Regions from separate parts of the Homo sapiens genome. Here region 1 is linked to region 2. Evidence: read pairs that join two places in POLR2A ChIA-PET (ENCODE). Cell type or tissue: GM12878. All regions are shown on one strand. Each heading gives the region's core, and the rest is flanking DNA. Links, peaks and the distances in the headings are about the cores only.

Region 1 (6,922 bases), core at 1,186-6,185, 200 kb before region 2:
CCTGAAAGTAGATGGAGACTAAATTGGCTCTGAAGAATACAAATGGCTAACAAAACGTTAAGAAAAGATGTTCTGCCAGGCGCGGTGGCGCACGCCTGTAATCCCAGCACTTTGGGAGGCTGAGGCGGGCGGATCACTTGAGGTTGGGAGTTCAAGACCACCCTGACCAACATGGAGAAATCCTGTCTCTGCTAAAAATACAAAAAATTAGCTGGGTGTGGTGGCACATGCCTGTAATCCCAGCTGCTCGGGAGGCTGAGGCAGGAGAATTGCTTGAACCCAGGAGGCGGAGGTTGCGGTGAGCTGGAGATCGCGCTATTGCACTCCAGCCTGGGCAACAAGAGCGAAACTCTGTCTCAAAAAAGAAAAAAAGAAAAGATGTGCTACCTCACAAGTAGCCCTGGAAATAGTCCTTGGATATTTTTAACTTTTTTTTTCCCCCTGTGACAGGGTCTCACTCTCATCCAGGCTGGAGTGCAGTGGCATAATCATGACTCAGTGCAGCTTCAACCTCCCGGACTGAAGAGATTCTCCTATTTTAGCTTCCCAAGTAGCTAGGAAGCTAGGACTACAGGTGTGTACCACTGCAAATGACTAATTTTTTTTTTTTGAGAGACACAGGGTCTCACTATGTTGTCCAGGCTGGTCTCCAACTCCTGGGCTCAAGCCATCCTTCCACCTCAGCCTCCCAAACTGCTGGGATTACAGGTGTGAGTCACTGCACCTGGCCAATTTTAAACTTATTCTTATGATAATATTTAATCATGTACAAAAGTAGACAGAATAAAACGAACCCATCATTCAACTTCAACAAGTACCAACTTGGTGCCAATCTGATTTCATCTGTTCCCCAACCACTATCTCTCACTCCAGTAGTATTTTGAAGCAAATCCCACACACAGGTCAGTATGTATTTTTTTTTTTTTTGCAGACAGAGTCTCACTCTGTTGCCCAGGCTGGAATGCAATGGCATGATCTCAGCTCACTGCAACCTCCGTCTCCTGGGTTCAAGCAATTCTCATGTCTCAGCTTCCCAAGGAGCTGGGATTACAGGCGTGCGCCATGATGCCTGGCTGTTTTGATAAACTCTCTCCCACATGCTGGCTTTGAGAATCAATTGAAAAGTTAAAAAAGAAAAAAGGAAAAAAAGCCCCAACTTTTTCCCAAAGAGGGTACCTTTGTTCATTATGAGATATTAATACAGTAGGCCAGGCACGGTGGCTCAGGCCTGTAATCCCAGCACTTTGGGAGGCCGAGGTGGGTGGCTCACCTGAGGTCAGGCATTTGAGACCAGCCTGGCCAACATGGTGAAACCCCGTCTCTACTAAAAATATAAAAAAAATTAGCCAGGCATGGTGACATATGCCTGTAATCCCAGCTAACTTGGGAGGCTGAGGCAGGAGAATCGCTTGAACCCGGGAGGCAGAGGTTGCAGTGAGCCGAGATCATGCCATTGCACTCCAGCCTGGGCAACAGGGCGAGACTCTGTCTCAAAAAAAAAAAAAAAAAAAAAAAAAAAAAAAAAAAAGAAATATTAATACAGTATATACAATAAGCTCTAGGTATAACTTAAGTCATAAATAATTCAAATTTACAGCCTTTAACACCCTATGGAGGCCAGGCATGGAGGCTCACTTGAGGTCAGGAGTTGGAGACCAGCCTGGCCAACATGTTGAAACTCCGTCTCTACTAAAAATACAAAAATTAGCTGGGTGTGGTAGTGCATGCCTGTAATTCCAGCTTCTTGAAAGGCTGAGGCAGGAGAATCATTTGAACCTGGGAGGCGGAGGTTGCAATGAGCCAAGACCGTGCCACTGTACTCCAGCCTGGGCGACAGAGCGAGACTCTATCTCAAAATAAAAAATAAAATAAAATAAAATAAAATAAAATAAAATAAAATAAAATAAACAGGCTGGGTGTGGTGGCGCCCGGCGAACAAATTAATCCCAGCTACTCAAGAGGCTGAGGCAGAAGAACTGAAAGACTATATTTGTAACATGCATAGACAAAGTATTAGTATTCAAAATACATTTTAAAAGCCTACAAACCCATAAGAAAAAGTCAAATCAAAAGGAAATGGAGCAAGGACTTGAACATTTTACAAAGAGGAAACATGAATGGCCAACAGATGTAAGAAAAGATTCACAGCCCCACTTGTAATCTGAGAAATGCAAATTAAAACCGCAAGATACCATCTCACACCCACCAGCTCCATAAAAATTTAAGTCTGACCATATCAAGTATTAACAAAGAGGTAAAGTAATGGAAAACCCATATGCTGTTGGTGGCTGTGTAAATTCACACAAACACAGGAAAACAATCTGCCATTACCTTCTGATCAAGCAATTCCACTTCTGTGTAAACCCTACAACAATGATTCTCAGTGAGGTCCCAGGACCAAGAGTGGCAGCATCAGCTGAGAAGTTGTTAGAAGTGCAAATTCTGAGGGCCCCAACCCTGACATACACAATCAAACACTTTGGGGGTGGAGCCCAGCAATCTGAGGTTTAACAAACCTTCCAGGTGATTCTGATGGGCAGCTAAAGTTTGGGAACCACTGCCTGGGAGAAACTCTTGAACATGTGCATGTGCAGGAGACACAAACAGTTTTCATAACAGCATTGTCTGAAACAGCAAAAACAAGGGGACAACCCAAATAACCACTGACAGCAGAATGGATACACAGCTTGAGACATGATCATATAAATGGATACGAAAATGAACAAATTATGCTATGCAAGTAACATGGATGGATCTCAACCTTGAATGAAAAAAGGAAACTGCAGATGATAAACACAGCATAATACCTAAATGAAGTTTAAAAGAATGCACAGGCTGGGCGCAGTGGCTCACGCCTGTAATCCCAGCACTTTGGGAGGCTGAGGCAGGCAGATCACGAGGTCAGGAGTTTGAGACCAGCCTGGCCAATGTGGTGAAACCCCATCTCTACTAATAATACAAAACTTAGGGCTGGGCGCCGTGGCTCACAGCTGTAATCTCAGCACTTTGGGAGGCCGAGGCTGGTGGATCACGAGGTCAGGAGTTCAAGACCAGCCTGGCCAAGATGGTGAAACCCCATCTCTACTAAAACTACAAAAATTAGCCAGGCGCAGTGGCAGGTGCCTGTAATCCCATCTACTAGGGAGTCTGAGGCAAGAGAATCACTTTAACCCGGGTGGCAGAGGTTGCAGTAAGCCAAGATCGCACCACACTGCACTACAGCCTGGGCGACAGAGTGAGACTCGGTCTTAAAAAAAAAAAATTAGTCAGGTGTGGTGGCGTGCGCCTGTAGTCCAGCTACTCGGGAGACTGAGGCAGAAGAACCGCTTGAACCCAGGAGGCGGAGGTTGCAGTGAGCTGAGGTCGCACCATAGCACTCCAGCCTGGGCGAGAAAGTGGGACCGTCTCAAAAAAAAAAAACAAAAACAAAAACAAAAAAAAGCATGTAGAAGAATATCCTATATTGTTTAGGAATATATACCTATATATATATAGTAAAACTTAAAAAAAAAAAAAAAAAAAGGTAGCCAGGTGTGGTGGCTCACACCTGTAATCCCAGTGCTTTGAGAAGCTGAGGTAGGAGGATCGCTTGAAGCCAGGAGTTCTAGACCAGCCCAGGCAACATAGTGAGATCCCATCTCTAAAAAAAATAATAATAATAATTAAAAAATTAGCTACTTGGCAGGCTGAGGCAGGAGGATCACTTGAGCCCAGAGGTTTGAGGCTGAAGTGAGGTATGATCATGCCACTGCACTCTAGCCTGGTTGACATGGTAAGATATCACAAAAGAAAACACAGAACTCAGGAGTATGGATGGTGGGGTAGCTGTGATTGGGGAGGGGGTACACAGGGGGCTCTAAGGTACTCACGTTTATTTTTGTTTGTTTTTAGAGACAAGGTCTCCCTCTGTTGCCCACACTGGAGAACAGTGGCGCGATCATAGCTTACTGCAGCCTTAAACTCCTGGGCTCAGGTGATCCCCGACTCAACCTTCTGAGTAGCTGGAGTTATAGGCGTGCACCACCACGCCCAGCTATTTTTTAATTTTAGTTTTTGTAGAGATGGTGGTCTCACTATGTTGCCCAGGCTAGTCTCAAACTTCTGGCCTCAAGCATTCCTCCTACCTCAGCCTCCCAAGTGCTGGGATTACAGGCATAAGCCATCATGCAAGGCAAACATATGTTTGATTATTAATTAATCTGGGTGATGAGTTTACAAGTGATGATTTTCCTATTTTTAAAATTGTACATATGCATTAGATATTCTCTGTTGTATTTATGATAAATTTCTTTAAAAAAAAAAAGTGTACTGAAACAGTGCAATACTCTGAGCCAGAACTGTAACAACTAACTCAACATATGCAGTGTCCGAAGGGTTAAGCCTGTTTCTCTGCCTGTGGGTGGGAGGGCAGGCAGCAGCTGGGGCACAGTGGGAGTTCCTGGCTCCAGCTGGCTCCAGCCTGGATCAAGCACCACGCCCAGGAACTGGCACCTGTAGGGGGGGCTTCTGGACAGGTGGCACCTGTAGCCCTTGGTGACCTGATACATGTGAGAGGCTGGGCCCAGTCAGATGGGTGGTGGGCTTCTGTCAGAGCCCCTCCATCTGGTAAGGAAGTTTGCTGGTGGCAGCTTGGAGCTGGTGAGAAGGGGAAGAGGGTCTAGGACACAGGATGGGGGTGGGGAAGGAAGTGGGTGGGCTGGGCTCAGATACCAAGGGAGGGTGGTGGGATTAGCACCTGCTGAGAATGAGATTAGGTTTCTTGGGAAGGGCTCATCTATCTAATGCTCCCCGAAAGCTGTCTCCCTGTGGCTTTTCTCTGCTGGACAGATGGTGTCTGAGCTGCCTCTTGGAGGGCGGGCTCCTTGAGGGGGTGGTGGAGGTGGAGTGTGACCTGCTGCCTGCTTTCCAGAGGACCTTGAGGCCCTGGGACTTCTTGTCTTCCAACAATAGTAATAAGGATTAGAGCTAACTCTTACTGAAGGTTTACCATATGCCAGGCATTGTCCTAAGCCCTTCATACAAATTACCCTCATTTAGTTTTCACAGCACCCAACTGCCTATCATCTAGACAGTAGGCTTACATTGAAGGAAACTAAGGCTTGGCAAAGTCAAACACTTGCTCAAAGTCAAACAGTAAGCAGGGCCTGGTGGCGTACCTATAATCCCAGGAAGATAGAGGCGGGAGGATCACTTGAGCCCAGGAGTTCGAGACAAGCACAGGCAACATAGTGAGACCTCATCTCAAAACAACAACAAAAACAAAACAGTAAGCAAACTAGGACTTGAATGCAGGCAGTTCAACTCCACAGCCCTAGCAGGAAATCACTATCAGCCAAGGCATCTTCCCCTTATTAAATGGCAGTAAGGACTTTCCAGTTTCTTAAGCCAAAAACCTGGACTCCTTTCTCTCTCACCTCTTATCCAGCAAACATCAGCAAATCCAGTTGGTCCAACCTTCAAATTGTATTGAAGCTCTGACCACTGCTCGCCACTTCCACCACCCATCCACCCTGGTATAAACTGCTGTTATCACCCACCTGGCTTCTCACTGGTCTCCTGCTCCCGCTCTTACCCATAGAGTTTGTTCTCCACATCAGAGAGATCCTTCTAAAACCTGTCACTTCTTTGCTTAAAAATCCTCCATGCCTTTCCACTGCCCTTAAAGCAAGGTCCCATGTGGCCCTACAAGACCTGGCCCCTGGTGACGTCTCAGACCTGATTCCTACCACTGGCTTACTCTACTCTGGCCATACTGGCCAACTTGCTGTACTTTAAATATGTTGGAGAGTCTTTTTTTGTACTTGCTTTATTTTTTAATTTTTTTGAAACAAGGTCTTGCTCTGTCAGCCAGACTAGAGTGGAGGGACAGGATCATAGCTCACTGCAGCCTCAAACTCCTGGATTTAAGCCATCTTCCTGCCTCAGTGTCCCGAGTAGCTAGCTAGGACTACAGACATGCACCACTATGCCCAACTAAACTCTGGCTTTGTCGCTCTGGCTGATCTCAAACTCTCAGCATCAAGTGATCCTCCTGCCTTGGCCTCCCAAAGTGTTGGGATTATAGGCGTGAGCCACTGCATCTGGCTTTTTTTTGTTTTACGGCTTGCTGTTCTCTATGCCTACAACACTATTCCCCCATATATCCGCACAGCTCATGCCCTCACTGCATTCAGATCCAATGTCACTTTATCAGAGAGGCCTTCCTAACTACCCTACCCTTCCTTTTCCCATCCCTAATCCCTTTTCTCTGCTTTATTTTTCCCTATATCACTAAATACTACCTCACATGTTATTTATTTTTTAGAGGTGGGTTGTCACTATGTTGCCCAGGTTGGTCTCGAACTCCTGGGCTCAAGCAATACTCCCACTTCAGCTTCCCAAAGTGCTAGAATTAAAGGCGAGAGCCACCATGCCTAGCCCTGACATGTTAATTTACTTAAAATCTGTCACCCACCTTGGAATGTCCACTGGGTGAGAATAGGGACTTTGGTTCGTTCAGACTGTATGTCCAACCTTTAGCTCAGTCCCTGATATATGACAGGAATGCAATAAATACTTGTTAATGAACAAATGAATGAATGACCAATATCCCTCAGGAAATGACTCAGACTCAAAGGGGAGTAAGGCTGCCTGAGTGTCCTTGGCTTTCACAGCCCTGATGACCTTTGGTACCCCATGGCAGCGGTCAACGTCCTTCCCTATTATGAAATGTCCTGGGTGCATAGCATCACCACTGTGTCATCTACTTGTGCCTGCACCCATGCAAACACACAGGGACACAAAGCTGGAAAAGGGCTGGTTTTGAGAAGGAGTAAGCCTGGGCAGTTGAAACCCAGGTTCGGTGTACTCTAGGGCACTTACTTCTAGGTGACTGTCCTTGCCACTGCTGGCGTACCAAGGTCTCCCAGTCATATGCCCATGC
Region 2 (5,000 bases), core at 1-5,000:
GGCCTCCCAAAGCTCTGGGTTTACAGGTGTGAGCCACTGTGTTCGGCCCAACATTTTTGTGAGTTATAGTTATATTTCCCCACCAAAATGTACTGAGATGAGTAGTAGTCGTTTTACATTTTTGTGACTCTCTTTAACGTCTGGCTTATTAGAAAACATTTGACTTTCCAGATCTTCTGTGTTCAATCTGCTGTGATAGATTGTTTTGGTTGAAGGACAGGAAGAAAATCTAGCCTCACAAAGATAGTATTTGGAAAAGGGAAGATTTGTGTACCCTTGAAAAAGAGTTGGGGACCCTGAGGAATACTTGAGACCACACTTCACAACCTATGGCTCTAGGGGATTACAATATGCATCCTTACCTTATCACAGTCTACCTTGAAGCATAATTACACCACTTCATGCACAACTAAGAACCCTACAGCAACACACTTCTGTTTGCTCCCCTCTGATCGTTTGTGCTGCTATTTTTGTCATATATTTACTTGTAAATATGTTATAAACCCTTCATTACATTCTCACTATATTTGCTTTAAATAGCTACTTGAATTTTTTTTTTAATTAAGACATGGAAGAAAGTATTCCATATTTACCCCACTCATCATTCCTTCTGAATTTCCATCTGGTATAATTTTCCTGCAGCCCGAGGAACGTTCTTTAGTGTTTCTTATAGTGTGGATCTGTTGGCAATAAATTCTCTCAGCTTTTATTTATTTGAAAATTGTCTTTATTTCACTGTCATATTTTAAGTAAAGTTTTACTGGATATAGAATTCGAGGTTGATCTTTTTTTCTTTAAGCACTTGAAAGATGATATTCCTTTGTCTTCAGGCTTATGTTGTTTCTGATGTGAAGTCAGCTGTTCTTTTTCTTTTTTTTTTTTTTTTTGAGACAGAGTCTTGCTCTGTCACCTAGGCTGGAGTGCAATGGTGCAATCTCGGCTCACTGCAACCTCCACCTCCCAGGTTCAAGGGATTCTTCTGCCTCAGCCTCCTGAATAGCTGGGATTACAGGTACCCGCCACTACGCCTGGCTAATTTTTGTATTTTTAGTAGAGACCAGATTTCTCCATGTTGGTTAGGCTGGTCTTGAACTCCTGGCCTCAGGTGATCCGCTTGCCTCAGCCTCCCAAAGTTCTGGGATTACAGGCGTAAGCCACTGCGCCTAGCCAAAGTCAGCTGTTCTTGTCTTCCACTCCCACTCTCCACCACCCTCACCCCTCTATGCGATGTGTCTTTTTTCCTCAGGCTTTTTTTTTTTTTTAAGACTGTTCTGTTTTTCAGCAATTTGACTATGGTTTACCTGGGTGTAGTTTACGTTGTGTCTGTCTTGCTTGGGGTTAATTGAGCATCTTGGATCTGTGAGTTGATAATTTAATCAAATTTGGAAAATTTTTTAGCCATCATTTCTTCAAAAAATATTTTCTGTCCTATCTCTTCCCCATCTCTTTCTTGAACTTCAGTTATATGTATGTTAGACTGCTTGATATTATCTCACGAGTCACTGAGGTTCTGTTCATGTATAAATTTTTTCTCTAATTCAATTTGAACAATTTCAATTAGACTGTTTTCAAATGTACGGTTTTTCCTTCTCAATGCCTAGTCTCTTGTTAAGCACATCCATTGAACTTTCAATTTCAGATATTATAGTTTTCCCTTCTAGAATTTCCATTTGGTTCTTTTTTTTTTTTTTTTTTTTTTTGAGACAGGGTCTTGCTCTGTCACACAGGCTGGAGTGCAGTGGTGCGATCATGGCTCACTGCAGCTTTAACCTCCTGGGCTCAAGTGATCCTCCCACCTCAGCTCCCCAGGTAGCTGGGACTACAGGCACGTACCACCATGCCTGGCTAATTTTAAAACTTTGTGTAGAAATGGGGTCTCACTGTGTTGCACAGGCTGGTCTTGAACTCCTGGGTGATCCTGCCACCTCAGCCTCCCAAAGTATTGGGATTACAGGTATGAGCCACTTGGCCATTTGGTTCTTTTCTGCAGTAACTCATCTATTCACACATTGTATCCATCTTTTCCCATAAATCCTATAACATATTTATAATAATTTTTAAATTTCTTCTCTAATGATTCTGATAACTGGGTCATTTATGGGTTTATTTCAGTTGGCTCTTTTTCCTCTTGATTATGTATTACATTTCCCTGCTTTGCTATTGCATGTGTTATATTTTTAGAACTGCACTCTGGATATTGTGTATGAAAAACAATTGTATATCATAATTTTTTAGTCTTTATATACATATACATATATACACATACATACACACACTTTATATATATATACATGTATATACACACACACACACACACACACACATACGTACACACACTTTATAGAGTATGCGAGCTCCTTCCTCTGACTAGCAGGTTTAGGGGCTGATCATTCAGATTCCTCCTAAAGCTGAGTTGAACATGGGTTGGGCTGCAGCTTTAATTAAATTGCGTGTACTCCAATCCAACCTCCTTCACTGCCGTCTTGAGCTTGTTAGTATTTGAGCTATGTGGGGCTGCAGTGCTGATTATTGTTTAATTTATTTTTATTTTTAGAGACAGTGTCTCACTATGTTGCCCAGTCTGGTCTCCAACTCCAGTTTTTCATCCATCAACATAAAAAAATAGAGACAAATCTCCAAGTAAAAAGGTTTTATTTGGGAATAATATACAAGAAGTAGAACTGCAATCCAGGATGTCCACATAGACTAGGGCAGCCCCCAGCATGTCTGAGAACAAAGGAAAAGTTTAGGGTTCTCTTGGGGAAAGAGGAGATTTACGTAAGTTGTTTCAAAAGAAAGTTCATTGGCGCTAGCAGTGTTTTTTATGAGAGCTGGCGAGTTCAGTAGCAGATTGGTGAGTGTCAGTAGTTGCTAGGTAGGACTTGGAGTCTCGGAGTTCTTGTTAGGCCCTTGCAGTTTTGGATTGGGCCTGAGAAACCGTGTCAGGCTAGTGTTCCTGTGTTAGCTGCTAGCTGCCCTTGTGCTGTTAGCAGTACTCTTGTCTCATGTGGGAAGCTGTGGTTTGGAAAATGTTCTTGTGAAAGTTCTTATTATCTGGCAAATCATGCATGAGACTCCTCCCTTCATGACCTTTCCTGGCTCTGTATTTTTATTTTTTTACTTTTTATTTTTTGAGATGGAGTCTCACTCTGTAGCCCAGGCTGGAGAGCAGTGGTGTGATCTCGGCTCACTGCAGGCTCTGCTTCCCAGGTTCCAACGATTCTCCTGCCTCAGCCTCCCGGGTAGCTGGGATTACAGGCACATGCCACCATGCCCGGCTAGAAGCTGGGAAAGGCAAGGAAACAAATTCTCCCATAGAGCCTCCAAAAGGAATGCAGCCATGCCAACCCATTTCAGTCCCTCTGCCTTCTGGAACAGTAAGGTTATTCATGTATTTATTTATTTATTTATTTATTTATTTATTTATTTATTTATTGAGACAGGGTCTCGCTCTCTTGCCCAGGCTGGAGTGCAGTGGCACAGTCTCGGCACACTGCAACTTCCATCTCCCGGGTTCAAGCGATTCTCCTGCCTCAGACTCCCCAGTAGCTGGGATTACAGGCACCAGCCACCATGCCCGGCTAATGTTTGTATTTTTAGTAGAGATGGGGTTTCACCATGTTGTCCAGGCTGGTCTGGAACTCCTGATCTCAGGTGTTCTGCCTGCCTCAGCCTCCCAGAGTGCTATGATTACAGGCATGAGCCACTGCGCCCGGCCTGATTTTTTTGTATTTTTAGTAGAGACGCGGTTTCACCATGTTGGTCAGGCTGGTCTCCAGCTCCTGACCTCAAATGATCTGCCCGCCTCAGCCTCCCGAAGAGCTGGGATTATAGGCGTGAGCCACCTAGCCCGGCCCCCTGGCCCTATTTTGCCAGGGTTTGACACAAGTGATTCCATTTTGAATCTGACAACTTTCACACACCACTAATTATAATGTTAGCTCGAGTTTTTTTAAGATGCTTTTATCAAGTTGATGAAGTTCCTCTCAGAGTTTTTAAATGAATGAGTGTTTAATTTTTGTCAAATGCCTTTTCTGCATCAATTGATATAATCATGTGATTTCTCCATTTTAGTCTGTTAATATGACTGATTACATTGTTTTTTTTGTTGTTGTTTTGGTTTTTTTTGAGACAGTCTCTCTCTGTCGCCCACACTGGAGTGCAGTGGTGCTATCTCGGCTCACTGCAACCTCTGCCTCCCCAATTCAAGCGATTCTCCTGCCTCAGCCTCCTGAGTAGCTGGGACTACAGGTGCCCACCACCACGCCTGACTAATTTTTGTATTTTTAGTAGAAATGGGATTTCACAATGTTGGCCAGGCTGGTCTTGAACTCCTGACCTCAAGTAATCTGCCTGTCTCAGCCTCCCAAAGGGTTAGGATTACAGGCGTGAGACACCATGCCTGGCTCATGGATTAATTTTTGAATATTGAACCAGCCTTGCCTACTGGAATAAACTCCGCTTGGTTATGGTGTATAGTCCTTTTTATATATTGCTGAATTCTATTTGATTGCATTTTGTTAAGGATTTTTCCATCTACATTCATAAGGGATATTGGTCTGTGGTTTACTTCTTGTGTACTGTCTTTGGTTTTGATATCAGGTTAATACTAGCTTGGCAAAATGAATTAGGAAATTCTCCCTCCTCTTCTATTTTCTGGAAGAGATTGTGTAGGATTGGTGTTAATCCTTCTTCAAATATTTGGGGAAATTCTCCAGTGAAACCACTGAGCCTGGAGATTTCTTTTTTGGGAGGTTTTGAATTATGAATTCAATTTCCTTAATAGCTATAGAGCTATTCAAATTACCTATTTCATATTGGATGAGTTGTAGTAATTGTGCTTTTTGAGGAATTGTTCCATTTCATCTAAGCTGTCAAATGTAGGTGTGTAGAGCTGTTAGTAGCATTTCCTTATTGTGGCTGTGATACCTGCGGGCTCCATAGCGGTAGCCTCTGTTTCAGTCCTCATATTGGGTAGTTGAGTCTTTCCTTTGTCAGTC

Evidence for each region. ChIA-PET counts read pairs that join two places held together with the same protein. Peaks named below come from ENCODE experiments on the same cell type or tissue, not always from the same donor. Only the 100,000 strongest peaks of a DNase experiment are listed, where the experiment ranks them.
Region 1: POLR2A ChIA-PET joins it to region 2 with 6 read pairs; 2 of 35 experiments call an interaction of 5 or more read pairs at or near these places.

The regions. Positions count from the first base shown.
Region 1 is chr20:31,689,661-31,696,582 of GRCh38, forward strand. The region is part of intron 2 of BCL2L1 (BCL2 like 1); the gene reads right to left. All of the region lies in intron 3 of BCL2L1-AS1 (BCL2L1 antisense RNA 1), which reads left to right. Among named protein-coding and RNA genes, the nearest start is that of BCL2L1-AS1, 18 kb to the left of the region's middle. In GM12878, for the core only: no CTCF peak of the experiment used is centred there; no DNase peak of the experiment used is centred there; H3K27ac peaks cover 1,148 bases.
Region 2 is chr20:31,892,422-31,897,421 of GRCh38, forward strand. The region is part of intron 3 of TTLL9 (tubulin tyrosine ligase like 9); the gene reads left to right. Among named protein-coding and RNA genes, the nearest start is that of TTLL9, 24 kb to the left of the region's middle. RefSeq lists an enhancer at 2,665-2,714. In GM12878, for the core only: no CTCF peak of the experiment used is centred there; a DNase peak (open chromatin) is centred at 2,910; H3K27ac peaks cover 1,165 bases.